Regions from separate parts of the Homo sapiens genome. Here region 2 is linked to region 1. Evidence: read pairs that join two places in POLR2A ChIA-PET (ENCODE). Cell type or tissue: Panc1. All regions are shown on one strand. Each heading gives the region's core, and the rest is flanking DNA. Links, peaks and the distances in the headings are about the cores only.

Evidence for each region. ChIA-PET counts read pairs that join two places held together with the same protein. Peaks named below come from ENCODE experiments on the same cell type or tissue, not always from the same donor. Only the 100,000 strongest peaks of a DNase experiment are listed, where the experiment ranks them.
Region 2: POLR2A ChIA-PET joins it to region 1 with 7 read pairs; 2 of 35 experiments call an interaction of 5 or more read pairs at or near these places.

Annotation. Positions count from the first base shown.
Region 1 is chr15:43,195,483-43,198,301 of GRCh38, reverse strand. CCNDBP1 (cyclin D1 binding protein 1) reads right to left here. Exons shown (of 11, transcript NM_012142.5): 11 at 1,125-2,819. EPB42 (erythrocyte membrane protein band 4.2) reads left to right here. Exons shown (of 13, transcript NM_001114134.2): 13 at 838-1,075. The coding sequence ends at 1,000. Among named protein-coding and RNA genes, the nearest start is that of CCNDBP1, 11 kb to the right of the region's middle. In Panc1, for the core only: no CTCF peak of the experiment used is centred there; no DNase peak of the experiment used is centred there.
Region 2 is chr15:43,504,285-43,516,069 of GRCh38, reverse strand. It overlaps a transcript of TP53BP1 not described here and a transcript of MAP1A not described here. Among named protein-coding and RNA genes, the nearest start is that of MAP1A, 7.4 kb to the left of the region's middle. RefSeq lists enhancers at 4,761-4,980, 5,421-5,540 and a silencer at 5,081-5,240. In Panc1, for the core only: a CTCF peak has its summit at 4,308; DNase peaks (open chromatin) are centred at 5,169 and 5,717; H3K4me3 peaks cover 2,094 bases; H3K27ac peaks cover 805 bases.

The DNA of each region.
Region 1 (2,819 bases), core at 1-2,500:
AGCATTTTCGGCAAAGCTATGCGACAAGTCTCTAGGAAGTTCCAAGCTTTCCCACATTTTCATCTTCTTCTGAGCACTTCAAGCTGCTCCAATCTCTGCCTGTTACCCAGTTCCAAAGTCACTTCCACATTTTCGGGTATCTTTTCAGCCATGCCCCACTCTACTCATACCAATTTACTGTATTGTTTGTTTTCACGCTGCTGATAAAGACATACCTGAGACTGGGAAGAAAAAGAGGTTTAATTGGACTTACAGTTCCACATGGCTGGGGAGGCCTCAGAATCATGGCAGGAGGCAAAGGCACTTCTAACAGGGTGGTGGCAAGAGAAAATGAGGAAGAAGCAAAAGCAGAAACCTCTGATAAGCCCATCAGGTCTCCTGAGACTTATTCACTATCACGAGAATAGCACAGGAAAGACCAGCCCCCATGATTCAATTACCTCCCCCTGGGTCCCTTCCACAACTCATGGGAATTCTGGGAGATAGAATTCAAGTTGAGATTTGGGTGGGGACACAGCCAAACCATATCACTCTTCCAAACAAACTCCAATACAATTACCAGGAATTGAACCAGAAGGAAGTCACAGATGACAAAAGGAACAACAGATGTAGCTTGGAAGCCCTTAGGATGTACCTCTTCTCAACCATGCAGTTGCTCAGCATTGGGTGGCTCCTGTCTTCTATTCCTTTATAAACACTTCCATTTTAATAGCAAGGTACTTAGATGTTTATTTCTGCATGGTCCACCTCTTCAAGCAAGGAAGGATCAAAGTCACTGGGACCAGCAGAGCAATGAACCTGGGACAGAACTAGCACCTGCCTTTTCCTTTATTTCAGATTCCGTTCAGTGTGGCCTGAAAACACCATGTGTGCCAAGTTCCAGTTCACGCCAACACATGTGGGGCTCCAGAGACTCACTGTGGAAGTGGACTGCAACATGTTCCAGAACCTAACCAACTATAAAAGCGTCACCGTGGTAGCCCCTGAACTATCAGCTTAAACTTCCAGCTCTATCACCACTCTCCTGCCAACCCTTGTTCTACAATCTAAACCAAACATGTGCTAGGAAGAGAAACTTTGCGTCTCAGTGTTTGTGTTGCTATAAAGGAATAACTGAGGCTGGGTAGTTTAAAAGAAAAGAGCTTTATTTGGCTCACGGCTCTGCAGGCTGTACAAGAAACAGTGAGGGCTTCAGGCTGCTTCCACTTATGCAGGAAGATGAAGGGAGGCAACGTGAGCAGAGATCACAGGGCAAGAATGGGTTGAGGGGTAGGGGTAAGTGCCAGGTGCCAGCCTCGTTTTAACAGCCAGCTCTGGGGTGGGGGAGGGACATATAGAGCGAGAACTTACTCATTACCCCACCAATGGAACGAAGCCATTCATGAGGGATCCAAACACCTCCCATTAGGCCCCACCTCCAACACTGGGAATCCAATTTCAGCATGAGGTTTGCAGGGTTGAATATCCAAACTACATCACTTTATCAGATAAATGAGTAGTCATTCAGGTTGAAAAGGTGCTCAGATACCTTTAAGGAGTACATTCAGATTGTTCAGGTTCAGGTTTTTTGCAACCATTTTACTGCTCATTAATACATTCATTAACTTACAGATAAGGGAAAGGACCTAACACTTAAATCATTCTAATATTTCTGATGAAGTGGGATATTATCCCAAAATGGAATTTTTAGGTAATCTTAAAATTACATTGATCAAGCTGGGCTCGGTGGCTCACATCTGTAATCCCAGCACTTTGGGAGGCTGACGTGGGCAGATCACCTGAGGTCAGGAGTTTGAGACCAGCCTGGCCAACATGGTGAAACCCCATCTCTACTAAAAATACAAAAATTAGCTGGACATGGTGGTGTGCATCTGTAGTCCCAGCTACTTGAGAGGCTGAAGCCAGAGAATTGCTTGAGAACCTGGGAGGCGGAGGTTGCAGTGAGCCGAGAGTGTGCCACTGCACTCCAGCTTGGGGGACAGAGCAAGACTCCATCTCAAAAAAAAAAAAAAAAAAAAAAAAATTACATTGATCAGTGCTTTCCCTGATCATTATCCTTAAAGATCCAAACATGACTGAACGAAGTTATACAATACAGGACCTGAGAGAATAATTCAGCTAGAGGTAAGTCTTTATATTAGAGTTCTATATTCATTAAGTATCCCACAATTAAAGTCTGATGTTAATAACATGAATTTGGTCCAGTAGAGAAATATAAAAGTATATAAAAAATAGGCTCTATATGAAAGGATAAAAGAACTAGACTGTTGTACAATGTTATTATTTTGTTTATGTTATTTTGTTGCCTTGACACTCTGTCAGTTTGATTTTAGTTCCTTCCCTTCATGACACTTGTTAACAATACAAAATGGCACTTCAAAACAGTAAGCTAAAACTCATTTGGCTTAAGGAATTTCAACCCCAACCCCAAGTATACATTAGTCACTCAAAGAATGACTGCTGTTGCTGATTATACCTAAAGACAGCAGAAAGGCATATGTTATGAATTACACCTACAAAAGGAAGATGATGGGCATGAGAGGTGGCGGAGACCTGTAGGACATGCATAATGCCCTATTCAGCTCACCAGAATATACATCATTATAGATTTACACTGCTTTCCAATATGCAGTCTTCTAGACTGATGCAAAAGTATAATTAAGTGGTGATGGTTTTGCAAAAGGATGAACTGAAAAGGCCCTTAAAATTACATAAAATCTCTTACACACTAAAAAATTTTTGATTTATAAAAATTTGGTATTTACATTTGGGGACACACGTAACCAAGGACAACACAAGTATGTATAAGGAAAATAAAT
Region 2 (11,785 bases), core at 4,220-6,719, 310 kb before region 1:
TGGAGTGTGTTAGGAGGGAAACTTAAGTAGACATTTAGTTTACGAACAAAATAACATTTCCCAGACCAATACAGAGCCCACCCATATTCTCAGCTGCCACCCCCAAGGGCCACACCCTGGGCATGGTGCCAACTCACAGTGGAGTTTTCCTTCAGCCTTCACCCTCTGAACAGCTACCCACCACAACCAACTCTCCACCTGCTGTATTCCTAGGCTCTGCTGCAATGAAATGGTGAGATGCCAAAGAAGAAAGAGAGGCTTGAGCTGAGCTACAAAGTAAGATATGAAACCCTGGATTTGAGACTTGATCCACCATTTTACTAATCATGCTGCTAAACAAGAGACTTAACCTCTCTCAGAGCCTACTTCATAAACTATGAAATGAGTATAATATTAGTACCATCCTCCGATAATGCTGTGAGGTTTGAATTGTATAAAAGATGAAAAAAAAGCTTCTTCATTCCTAGACTTCCAAATCTGCAATGTACAAATGCCACTGGAAGTCTTTCTCCCTTTTGTGGAAGATTTCTGAGAGGTCATCTAGGTGATCAAGGAAATCATAAATCAGGATCTCAGACCAGATCAACTCTGGAGTACTCTTAGCTCCCAGGTAAACCCAGAACTAAAGATGCCTGCAGTATGAGATTTGAAGTCCTATTCATGTCCTTGCTTTCCCATTTCAGACAGCAATGCAGACCCCGGTTCCAGGGGTTAATGAGCTGCTGTATTAATTCAGGGTAACTGTTGTATTGGTAGAAGTAATAGAGCTATCACTTCCTAAGTCCGTCAGTGGAAATGGAGAGTCAGACCGAAGGCCTCCAGACTGGTCCCTCAGCCTGTATTTTTATTTATTTATTTATTGAGATGGAGTCTAGCTCTGTCGCCCAGGCTGGACTGCAATGTCATGATCTCAGCTCACTGCAACCTCTGTCTCCTGGGTTCAAGCAATTCTCCTGCCTCCCGAGTAGCTGGGATTACAGGTGTGCACCACCACCCTCGGCTAATTTTTGTATTTTTAGTAGAAGAGGGTTTCAACATGTTGTCCAGGCTGGTCTCAAACTCCTAACCTCAAGTGATCCACCCACCTCGGCCTCCCAAAGTGCTGGGATTACAGGCATAAGCCACCATGCCCGGCCCTGTGTTTTTTAGAGTCTTAGAATATTAGTTATGAATTATAAGCCCCCTTCTATTTCCTATAGGTATCCAATAGTAAAAGAATCAGAGAGTTATTGAAACTCAGTTTTCCACTGTCCTAATTGTTTCTGAATTTGTATTAGAATGCTCGGAAGATCCAGATTTTTTGTAGGGGTTAGAAAGTCACCACTGGAGAGACTACCTGGTGCAAAAATCACCTTTGAAAGCTTTTACCAGACTTGACCACTAGAAGGAGCTGGGCCACTGACTCTTTATCAGAGGGTCCCTTCTTTTCTGTGTGTGGGTATGTCAATGTGGAGGGGGCAGTGCCTAGGAATAAGTGCACTCTCCTTGTCACTGTAGGATACATTTTTGTCTGCTTTCTCAGCATTTTGGCCCAGGGCTTGAGGATAGGTGATAGGAATGGTGGCCCAGCCTGTGGGGTAGTCAAGCCATAAGGCACTAGCATATCCCCTTGAGCTCATCCCAGCTGCCTGGTCCCCTTTGCGTCCTCACTAACAGAAGGCTGGAGGGAGGGGCAGTGTCTGCAGCTGCTCTGGGCTGACTGTTGTTTGTGGGGACAGCTGAAAGAGGAGCCAGCAGGGGTGGGGCTGTGGCTGTCTTGAGCTGTGTGGGTTTTTCCAGGAAATTCTCTACTATTCTCCTGTGACATAGACAGACCATGATAAAAATGTCCAAACCTAAAAATATGCAGTATGCCAAAGTAAGCTCTGATCTAGGGTACATGGCCCTAAGCTCCTTGAGGACACCACAGACAAACTCTTTGATGGAAAGGGCCTAGTAGGTGTTTATATATCAATGCTCATTTCTAAGAAGTGCCTGAGAATAACTATGTTCTCTCTGTAAGTGTCTTCCCAAGTATCGCTGCATCTTAATCTGAAGAATGGCTAAGTACTTTGGTTTAACTTCTTTTCATTTCTTACATTATTCCAGAAAGCAGCCTACTCTCAAGTCTCTGTAGCCAAAAGGACAAGGTTAGAGCATTCAGTGTGAATTATTAACATCAGCAGATAATCCCCAAACTTCTGTTCAGTCATTAATTTCATCCTCTGTCATCCCTGTATCTGGCCTTTCACCAAAGCTCCTAGGAGTACTAAGTGGTAAAACTGCCGATTTTCATCATTAGGGATAAATGGAGGAAGCCATGACATGAGTAATTCTAAACAGAAACATTCTCAAAAGAGTGAGTAGCCTGCTTTACAGGAAGCCAGTCACATCAGGAAGATGTCAGCCTCACATATATTAATATAAAATTGCTGTATATATTCCTAGGCTAATGGAGCTTTAGTCATATTAGCCTTATTTTCTCCAACTTCCTAGCAGCATCTATAAGTATCAGTGATCAGGAAGTGATCAAAGATTTGGCAGTTAGGAGCAGTGGAAAAGGAGGAGAGATAATTAAGGAAAGGTGACTACTATACTGAGTAATTGAGAATTATCTGTATAAGACATGAATTCAATCATTCAGTTGCAGTGGCTGTTGACCTGGATGGATTTTATATTCCACTAAGCTGATGGATTGGTGTGTCAACATTTTCCAGTAACATGACTAGATGCCTAGCTCCTTTTTCTTTTTTTTTTTTTCCTGAGATGGAGTTTCACTTTTGTTGCCCAGGCTGGAGTGCAATGGCACGATCTTGGCTCACTGCAACCTCTGCCTCCCGGGTTCAAGCGATTCTCCTGCCTCAGCCTCCTGAGTAGCTGGGATTACAGGCATGCACCACCACGCCCAGCTAGTTTTGTATTTTTTAGTAGAGGCGGGGTTTCTCCGTTGGTCAGGCTGGCCTCGAACTCCCGACCTCAGGTGATCTCCCCGCCTCAGCCTCCCAAAGTGTTGGGATTACAGGTGTGAGCACTGTGCCCGGCCTTAGTTCTTTTATAATAGCATGTAGAGCTTTCCGTAGTCACCTCACAGACATCTGTCATGGAATGGTAGTGCCTAACATCTTATTTTCTCAAATCTCTAACCCACCCATTCCTCCCACCCAGCAGAATGGGAAACTGCATTATGTGAGCTTTGATCTGGGCCAAATCTCAGAGTACAACTTGATCTTGTAGCAGTAAATTCAGGAGCCCCTCCTTCCACTCTGGATTTGATGGTGCCCATCATCATGTAAGTACCAAGATTCTGCTCTGCCCTGGAGATCTGTTGGCTAAGCCGAAGCAGGAACCAGAAACCCTGAAACCTGTGCAGCCTAAATAAAAATGCTAAACAAGGGTCAAGGAAGATGAATGGGGGATTCTGGGGTGTCTGTAAAGGGAAGCAGGGAGACCCGGGGTATGCAGAAAGGGGAACACAAATGAAGAGAGTGAATTTTTGCGTGAGAGATGATTGATCACTAAGAGGAGTCCCTCATTTCTTTAGTGCATGTCAACAGCTATCCACAAACAACCCTCTTCTCAAGGAGAAGTTATGTTCTCCAGTCTCCCTCCAGTATCAAACCATGTCTGCAAAGTATATTTGGTATGTGGGGACAGCTATGGAATTCCATGATTTTCCTCCTCTATAAAGTTCCTCCCTTCTCCTCCACTCAAACCTCCCGCAAGGCCACTTCTCCCAGGGAGACTGGACCTCTGTGACCAGCTCTTACCCAAAGGACTGAAATAAAACATTAGTCCTAACCTTTGACCTCTGAGGAGAAGTGAGCTAGGTGCCGGGTAATGAAGAGTCTCAACTGTTGGTTCAAGTCAAAGGATGACAGGTCAATGTTCCAGGAGAGAATCCCTGTGGGAGAAAAACAAAGAAGGTTCTGGATAAGGTTGCAGGTTGTAGGGTGGTGAGACTGCAGGAACACTTTCAAGTTCACAGAACAGGTAAGGAGAGGGAGGGTATATGGATAGTTGCCATGATCAGCCTCAGTGATGTCTCAAAGAAAGGTGGCTAGTAATGGTGTCTTTCTCCCAGTTTACAGCTTTTCTAGGCTTTGCCTGAGCCAGAGGGAGAAGGACAGAGTTTAGACTAAACTCGGTCATTAATGAGTCTATAGGTAGGAATTTTCTTGTAAGGTTCCCCAGTTGTGGTGGAAGTGACACCTAAGGGCCTATTCCCAGATACTGAGGGCTACCTTCCCCACATTTACAGCTAAGTAGGATTCTAGGTTCGCCTTCTGTGTTCCCTTCCTTGTCCCCAGCCCTCCACAGCTTGCTTCCACCCGCAGGTGGCTCCGCAGCACTGCACCACAGCCACAGGCACAGCACTGGGGAAGGAGGTGAGGACTTAGGAGCTGGTAGCCACGAAGGTCACTTAGTGGTTGGCTACTGGCATTCAGAGATTTGAGATTTGTACGGGGCGTTCAGAAAGCTCCCCGTGCTGGTTCAGGGACCATAAAGAAGATACAGCAAGATAGGGACGTGGATTCTCCAGGGATGGTGAGGACTTTCAGGACACCTGGTCCAAAACACTGCGGTGGAGGGTGTGACCAGAGGGGCCCCAGGGGCTGCATAGAGCTCCGCTGCCTCAGGGAGACTGCGGAACGCCATGGAGTGTGCAGTAAGGATGGGCAAGCGAGATGTTAGTAGAGCGAGAGGATACGGACACATGGCATGGAAGATGCAGGTGACAAGGGCGCAGATCTCAGGAAGTGCACACTAGGGATGGAGATGCAGACGTATGCATTGGTAGTTGAATGCAGAAGGCGGAGAAGCACAGGGTAGAGATGCCTGAAGCACAGCCAGAACAGTGGCTCACCTTGTTCAAGGTGGGCCCGCACGGCCCTCAGCTGACTCTCTGTACCGATATCGCCGATCACAATTAGCAAAGAGTGCTTCTGCAGGTCCCAGCGTGCAGCCGCCACCGCGGCTCCGGCCTCGCACAGCAGCTCCGCGGGGTTCTGAGCCAGCGGTGCGCCGGGACTTCGGAGCCCCAGCCCCGGAGTTGTCTCCATGGCAACGCCGTGAGGCCGCGCAGGCTCGGCCTCGGTCTCCATGGAAACACCCGCGGAGTGTTAGTCCGGCAGCTTCCGCTGCAGGCAGAGTGCGCGCGGCTCTTAAAGGCCGGCGGCAGGTGCAGTTCATTGGCTGCTGCCTGTCAGGGGGCGTGGCACAGGCGCCGCAGGGGCGGGCCGGAGCTGGAAGCTCGTGCTCTGCGGTCTCGCCAGGCTAGAGGGTGGTGGCCGCCCCCTTCCTCCCACCACGCCCTCCCCAGTACCAGCGGGAGCTTCCACTTAGACTTGAGCGGGGGTGGGGTCTCTGGGGGACCCATTGGTGGGGCGAGGCGGTTGCCTCGGCGCCGGAAGAAGCTTCTAGTTAAGATGTATCCCTGATAAGTACTGTCTGGCAATTCCGCAGCCTCGCCCGAACTGAGGGGAGCCATCTTGTCCCTCTCTGCCTCCGAGTTTGTATCGTTGCCTCCATCTGTGTCTGTGTGTCTGTATTATCGTTGTTTGGCGTGTTTTTTTTTTTTTTTGTTTTTTGTCACTGCCTGCCTGGGTCCTGCCCGAGGTCTCCATCCTCGGTTTCCCTGTCCTTGCCCCGGGCCCTGGGAGTGCTCTGGAAGGCTGCGCAGTATTGGAGGGGACAGAATGACCTTCCGGCCTTGAGTCCCTGGTGAGTTGTTATTCTGAAGATAGCAGTTGGCTGGCTAGTTTCCATCTCTGCTGAGTGCAGGACTCGAGTGCAATGAGCTCAGACTGCAGCAAGGGGGATTTGAGTAAAACCTAGGAAAGACCTTCCCATCTTCAAGTGATGTGACAGTGAGATGGGTCTCCCTCAGGAGACTGTTGTATTACTTCCCCCCCTCCCACCCCCCGGGAGTTCTTAAAACAGAAGGAGCAGTGTTTGCACCAAAGAAGGGGTTGACAGTTCTAAGATCAAAACCAGAGGTTGGGAAAGGACTGAGGAGGCCTTGCACTGTTTTATGACTGACTGGAACATCTTTGTAAAAAAGTGCTGTTAGTCTAGCCTCCCCCATTCCTCAGTGTGTCTCCACCTACTCCACACTCCAGAGTAGTCTTTTACCCAGGATACCGAATCATTCTGTACATGTATGTATGGGAGCGCCTATCTTTCACCCTAGGGCTCCAGCAGCACTTGTTTTTTTGTTTTTTTGTTTTGTTTTGTTTTTTGGGTTTTTGGGTTTTTTTTTGTCCCGTTTGCCTTTGCTTTGGAGATAGTACAGGAAAGAAAGGAACACAGTATCAGATTCAGCAAGGCTGCCTGTGAGCCACGTTCTGATTGGGCAGTGTCTGCATGTTAAATACTTCACAGCGGCCGGGCACAGTGGCCCACGCCTGTAATCCCAGCAGTTTGGGAGGCCAAAGTGGGTGGTTCACTTGAGGTCAGGAGTTCAAGACCAGCCTGGCCAACATGGAGAAACCCTGCCTCTATTAAAAATACAAAAATTAGCTGGGCGTGGTGTTGGGCGCCTATAATCCCAGCTACTCGGGAGGCTGAGGCAGGAGAACCACTTGAACCCGGGAGGCGAAGGTTGCAGTAAGCCAGGATTGCACCACTGCACTCCAGCCTGAGTGACAGAGTGAGACTCTGTTTCAAAACAAAACAAAAAACTTTACAGCAATCCTGGTCCCTACCATGGAGCATGTGTTACAGGAAAACAGCCAGTCCACTCTGCAACCAATTTGGACATGGCCCTGAAAATCCTTTTTGCACAGAAAGGGGAAAATAAGAGTACTGGCAGAATGTCAGATGCTGGGGATGCCTCACCCTCTAGTCTCATGACTATGACACATGAGACGGTGTTCCGCTGTACCTCTGCCCCCCCCCCCCCCGTTTGTGGATCTGAATCTGGAAAAGAGCTTGGAGAGATTTACAGGCCTCCTCTTCTGCAATCAGTAAGAGTACCATGTGGAGGCAGAGAGCCAGAATAGGTTGTGGGGAGAAAGGGACAGTTTCCATAGCAACTGCAGAGATGAGGCCGCTAACTAGCACAGGGTCTCAGTATAAAGGTCAGCAGTAGTTAACCAAAGATTCTGCTTTCATCAAGTCTCACAAAGAGACTAGACAATAGATCTGAATGGTATAGGGAAGGATCACACACTGATTAGATGGTAGGGGCAGAAACTCAGCCTTGTGATCTCAGGCCCTGCTAAAATTGGGTTTTATTAATTACAGTGCAAATGTAGATTATGATAGTACTAAAATTGCTTATGTGTGCTGGATGAGTATTTTGCAGGCTCACTGCCAAAGTCTGACAATGTCACAGAAAGATTGGCTATAGGTGTCTGTTAATTATCCTCCTCTTTCCTTGGTTAACAGTATTCCAGCCATTCCACTGGGTGATGATTCCAGTATGATTATATTGTCAAAATATACGTATATATATTTAGAGACAGAGTCTTGCTGTGTCAGCAAGGCTGGTATATAGTGGCATGATTGTAGCTCACTGTAACCTCAAACTCTGGGCTCAAGTGATCCTTGCACCTCAGCCTCTGGAGTAGCTAGGATTATTTGAGACAGGGTCTCACAGAGACAGGGTCTTTGTGTGTTGCACAGGTTGGTCCCAAACTCCTGGCCTCAAGCAGTCCTCTTGCCTTGGCCTCCCAAAGGACTGGGATTACAAGCGTGAGCCACTGTTCCCAGCCCAGAAATTTTTTTTTTGAGACGGAGTCTTGCTCTCTTGCCCAGGTTGGAGTGCAGTGGCGTGATCTTGGTTCACTGCAACCTCTGCCTCCCGGGTTCAAGCGATTCTTCTGCCTTAGCCTCCTGAGTAGCTGGGACTACAGGCGTGCGCCACCATGCCCAGCTAATTTTTGTAGTTTTAGTAGAGACGGGGTTTCACCATGTTGGCCATACTGGTCTCAAACTCCTGACCTCATGATCCACCTACCTCGGCCTCCCAAAGTGCTGAAATTACAGGCATGGGCCACCGTGCCCGGCCCAGAAAATATGTTTAAGTGTTAAATTGCACATAGCACTTGTCCAAAGTGCTCTATAAAGAAAACTGGACAGGAGTGGTGGCTCACATCTGTAATCCCAGCTGTTTGGGAGACTGAGGCGGGTGGATTGCTTGAGCCCAGAAGTTCAAGACCAGCCTGGGGTACATAATGGAACCCCATCTTTACAAAAAATACAAAAATTAGCCGGGTGTGGTGGTGTGTGCCTGTAGTCCCAGCTACTCAGGAGGCTGAGATGGGAGGATCAATTGAGCCCAGGAGGCAGTGAGCCGAGATCTCGCCACTGCGCTCTAGCTTGGGCAACAGAGCAAGCCTCTTATCTCAAACAGAAAAAAAAAAAAGAAAAAAGAAAACTGTGGAGCATTAGCATCTGTGTCCCAGAATTTTATAAGCAAAGACAGAAAATGCTCTGATACATATGTATAAGACTTAGAAAGCTAAATAAAAAATTAAATACATATATGAATTATAAAGTATTTAAAAATCTATATTGAATTTAGGAAGTGTGCTATGGCAGAAGCCTGGTAGTAAAACGATGCAATTCAAAGGCCCTTCCAAGGGTGTTACCAGTGGAGGGTCTTGACTACGAGTTGTCCAGGTTCTTGGCATATTGAACAAAGAATTGGACTAGCTGGGCGCAGTGGCTCACGCCTGTAATCCCAACACTTTGGGAGGCTGAGGTGGGTGGATCACCTGAGGTCAGGAGTTCGAGACCAGCCTGGCCAACATGGTGAAACCCCATCTCTACTAAAAATGCAAAAATTAGCTGGGCGTGTTGGTGGGTGCCTGTAATCCCAGCTACTCGGGAGGCTGAGGCAGGAGAATTGCTTGAACCCAGGAAGTGGAGGTTGCAGTGAGTGGAGATTGTGCCACTGTACTCCAGGCTGGGTGACAGAGTGAGACTCCATCTCAAAAAAAAAAAAGAGAATTGGACAAAATGCACAAACAAACCAATGGAAGATGAAAGCATAGATTTATTGAAGTGAAAGTACATTCCACAGAGTGGGAGTGGGCTCGAGTAAGTGGCTCAAGGGCCCCAGTTGCACAAATCTTCTTGGGTTTAAGTACCCTTTAGAGGTTTCCTATTAATTACATCCTATGTAAATGAAGACTTGGCCTGCGACCTATTGGAGGCTGAAGTGGTGGCTTGGCCTGTGACCAATTAGAGGCTGAAGTGAAGTTACACCCTTTGCAAATGAAGACTTGGCTCCCACCAATCAGAGGCTGAAGTGAAGGCTCCCTGTCTCCAGACACTATTCTCCTGCCTCAAGGGGATTATTAGGGACCTGTGATATGCATGATTGTCAGACACAGGTAGTAGTGTTTGATGGCTATGGAGCCTCCTGTTTTGTTTCATTTAACTATTGACCCCCTGGAATGACCAAGTATGATCTTTTGGGAGCTCTCCAATTCTGTAGCTTCTTCCACAGTCTTGTCAAGCAAAATTGGCAGATATAGTGGCACACCAATGCTTTTGAACTGTGATGAAGGACCCTTGAATTGTCGAAGGTGTCTAAGGATCCACCACTGAAAGAGGAGGTTAGAAGAGGTGCAAGAGGAAGGCACTATTATAGGCTGTTTCCTTGGTTATGCACTGGAGTCAGCACAAGGCAAAAGATAGTATAAATCTCAAATGGTTTGAAAAGTATCGGCTAAGTTTAAACCAGTTAGGGAATTCTCAACCCCCAGGCCTTCATAATGTATAGTGATAAATTATCCAATAGGTAAATTAAGCACACTCTTAACAAAGTGGGAAGGGCATCTCTAAGTTTTTCTGGAAATAATTTCATATTTGGCATTTAAAGTATTAAAGTTGTCCCCATGAAAAATCAGAGCTTTACTTGCAATTAGTTGCACTCATCTTGAATTAGGTGTTCATAGGAGAGAAGAACATCATAATTCTTTCAATGCTTAAAGTCTCCATAAGATTTAAGGCAGCTCTGGCAATTCATAAAGAAAAGATGCTGGGCCTTCTCTTCTAGCCTGATGAATGTCATTAGTTTTTCTGGGGGTCTGAGCTCATTTGGCAGAACTCCAGCCCTGCTCTGCTGGATTGCATGGTTTTATCCACCAAAATATCCAAGGGAGCTGCATACAGCTCAGATTCCTTCCCTGCACTCAGTTCTGCCTGTAAAGCATTCTTACCCAGAGAGAGGCGTGTTGGATTACAGAAGTGCTGTGTCAGAGGCTTATCCTTGGCTTTTGGGGGAAATACTATGATCATAATGCATACCAGCAGCCATAGGGTCACCTCAGCCTGAACAGCTGGTTTGTCTGCAAAGGCATGGAGTAAAATAACCTTTAAAAAGGCACTGAGTAAAATAATATCTAAAAAGGTTGAGATGGGGAAGAAGTCTGCATTTATTACTATGTCTGGGCCACAGAGGAGGCCCACAATAAATATTTTTCTAATTATTATTTGTTCACATTAAGTAAATGGGCAGAGCAATGGGACTGGGTTTACCTTCCCCCTGCAGAGCATTGCAAAGGACAATGAAGAAATTTCCCCTTTTTCTTCCCTCACTTCCCACATTCTTTTATTTAAGAAAGTGATTCCCAAAAGCGAAAAAAATAATTTATCAATACCATCTTCCCTTATCCATTTCATTAGCCTGTGAAATGGAAGGTAGTGTTTGGCTGTGACCTCTGATACCATCTTTTCTTTTAATCTGAGCAAAGCTACCTCTTACTGCAGGGATCTCTTAAGGATTTTCTTTGTGGTGGTAGAGATGATGGTGGTAAAGAGGATTCAAACCTAACTATATAACTTAGTTTTCAGGCCATACCTGTGTGTGAATTATATTTTGCATCTTTTTTTTCCCCAAAGTATTCATAGAATGGAGTTATTTCCTTTCAAGGAATGCTTGGGTTGAAGAAATATTATTCCCTTTACAATATCACAAAATCACAAATACTTTGTCTTTCTTCTCATCAGTTCCTTCTCAAAGATCCTTCATAATATGCCCTAACTTCCCTTTCCAACATTACCTCCTGCAAATATCCTGTTTTTATTTTATTTTTAAAATTTTATTTATTTATTTTTTGAAACGGAGTCTCGCTCTGTCACCCAGACTGGAGTGCAGTGGCACGATCTCGGCTCACTGCAACCTCCGCCTGCCAGGTTCAAGCAATTCTCTTGCCTCACCTTCCCGAGTAGCTGGGATTGCAGGTGTGCACCAACACACCTGGCTAATTTTTTATATTTTTGGTAGAGACAGGGTTTCACCATTTGGCCAGGCTGGTCTTGAACTCCTGACCTCAGGTGATCTCTCCGCCTCGGCCTCCCAAAGTACTGGGATTACAGGAGTGAGACACCGTGCCTGGCCGCAAATATCCTGTATCAACCTTTTTATTCAGTCAGTCTGAACCACTTGCCTTTTTCTCATTCTTGTATTTTTTGTTTAGGCTGTTCATTTTTCCTTGAATACTCTGTTTTCCTTAACTCATCTAAGGATTTATTTATTTACCTTTACCTTATTTGTGGAATAAAGATTCATCTCATTCCACAAAGGATTTAAGGGATATGACCGAACTCAAACCCAACTACTTCTGCAGAACTGACTTTCTTACTTACCAACTATGTGAACTTTGGCAACTTGCTTATCTTCTCTGTGCTTCAGTTTCCTTGTCTGTAAAATTAAAATAATAGCACCCCACCTTATAGGGATTATTTTGAGAATTAAGTGGAACAACCTTTTAAATATGCTTAGCACAATGCCTGGAATTCATTCATTCATTCAATAGTATTTATGGCCAGGCACGGTGGGTCACATTTATAA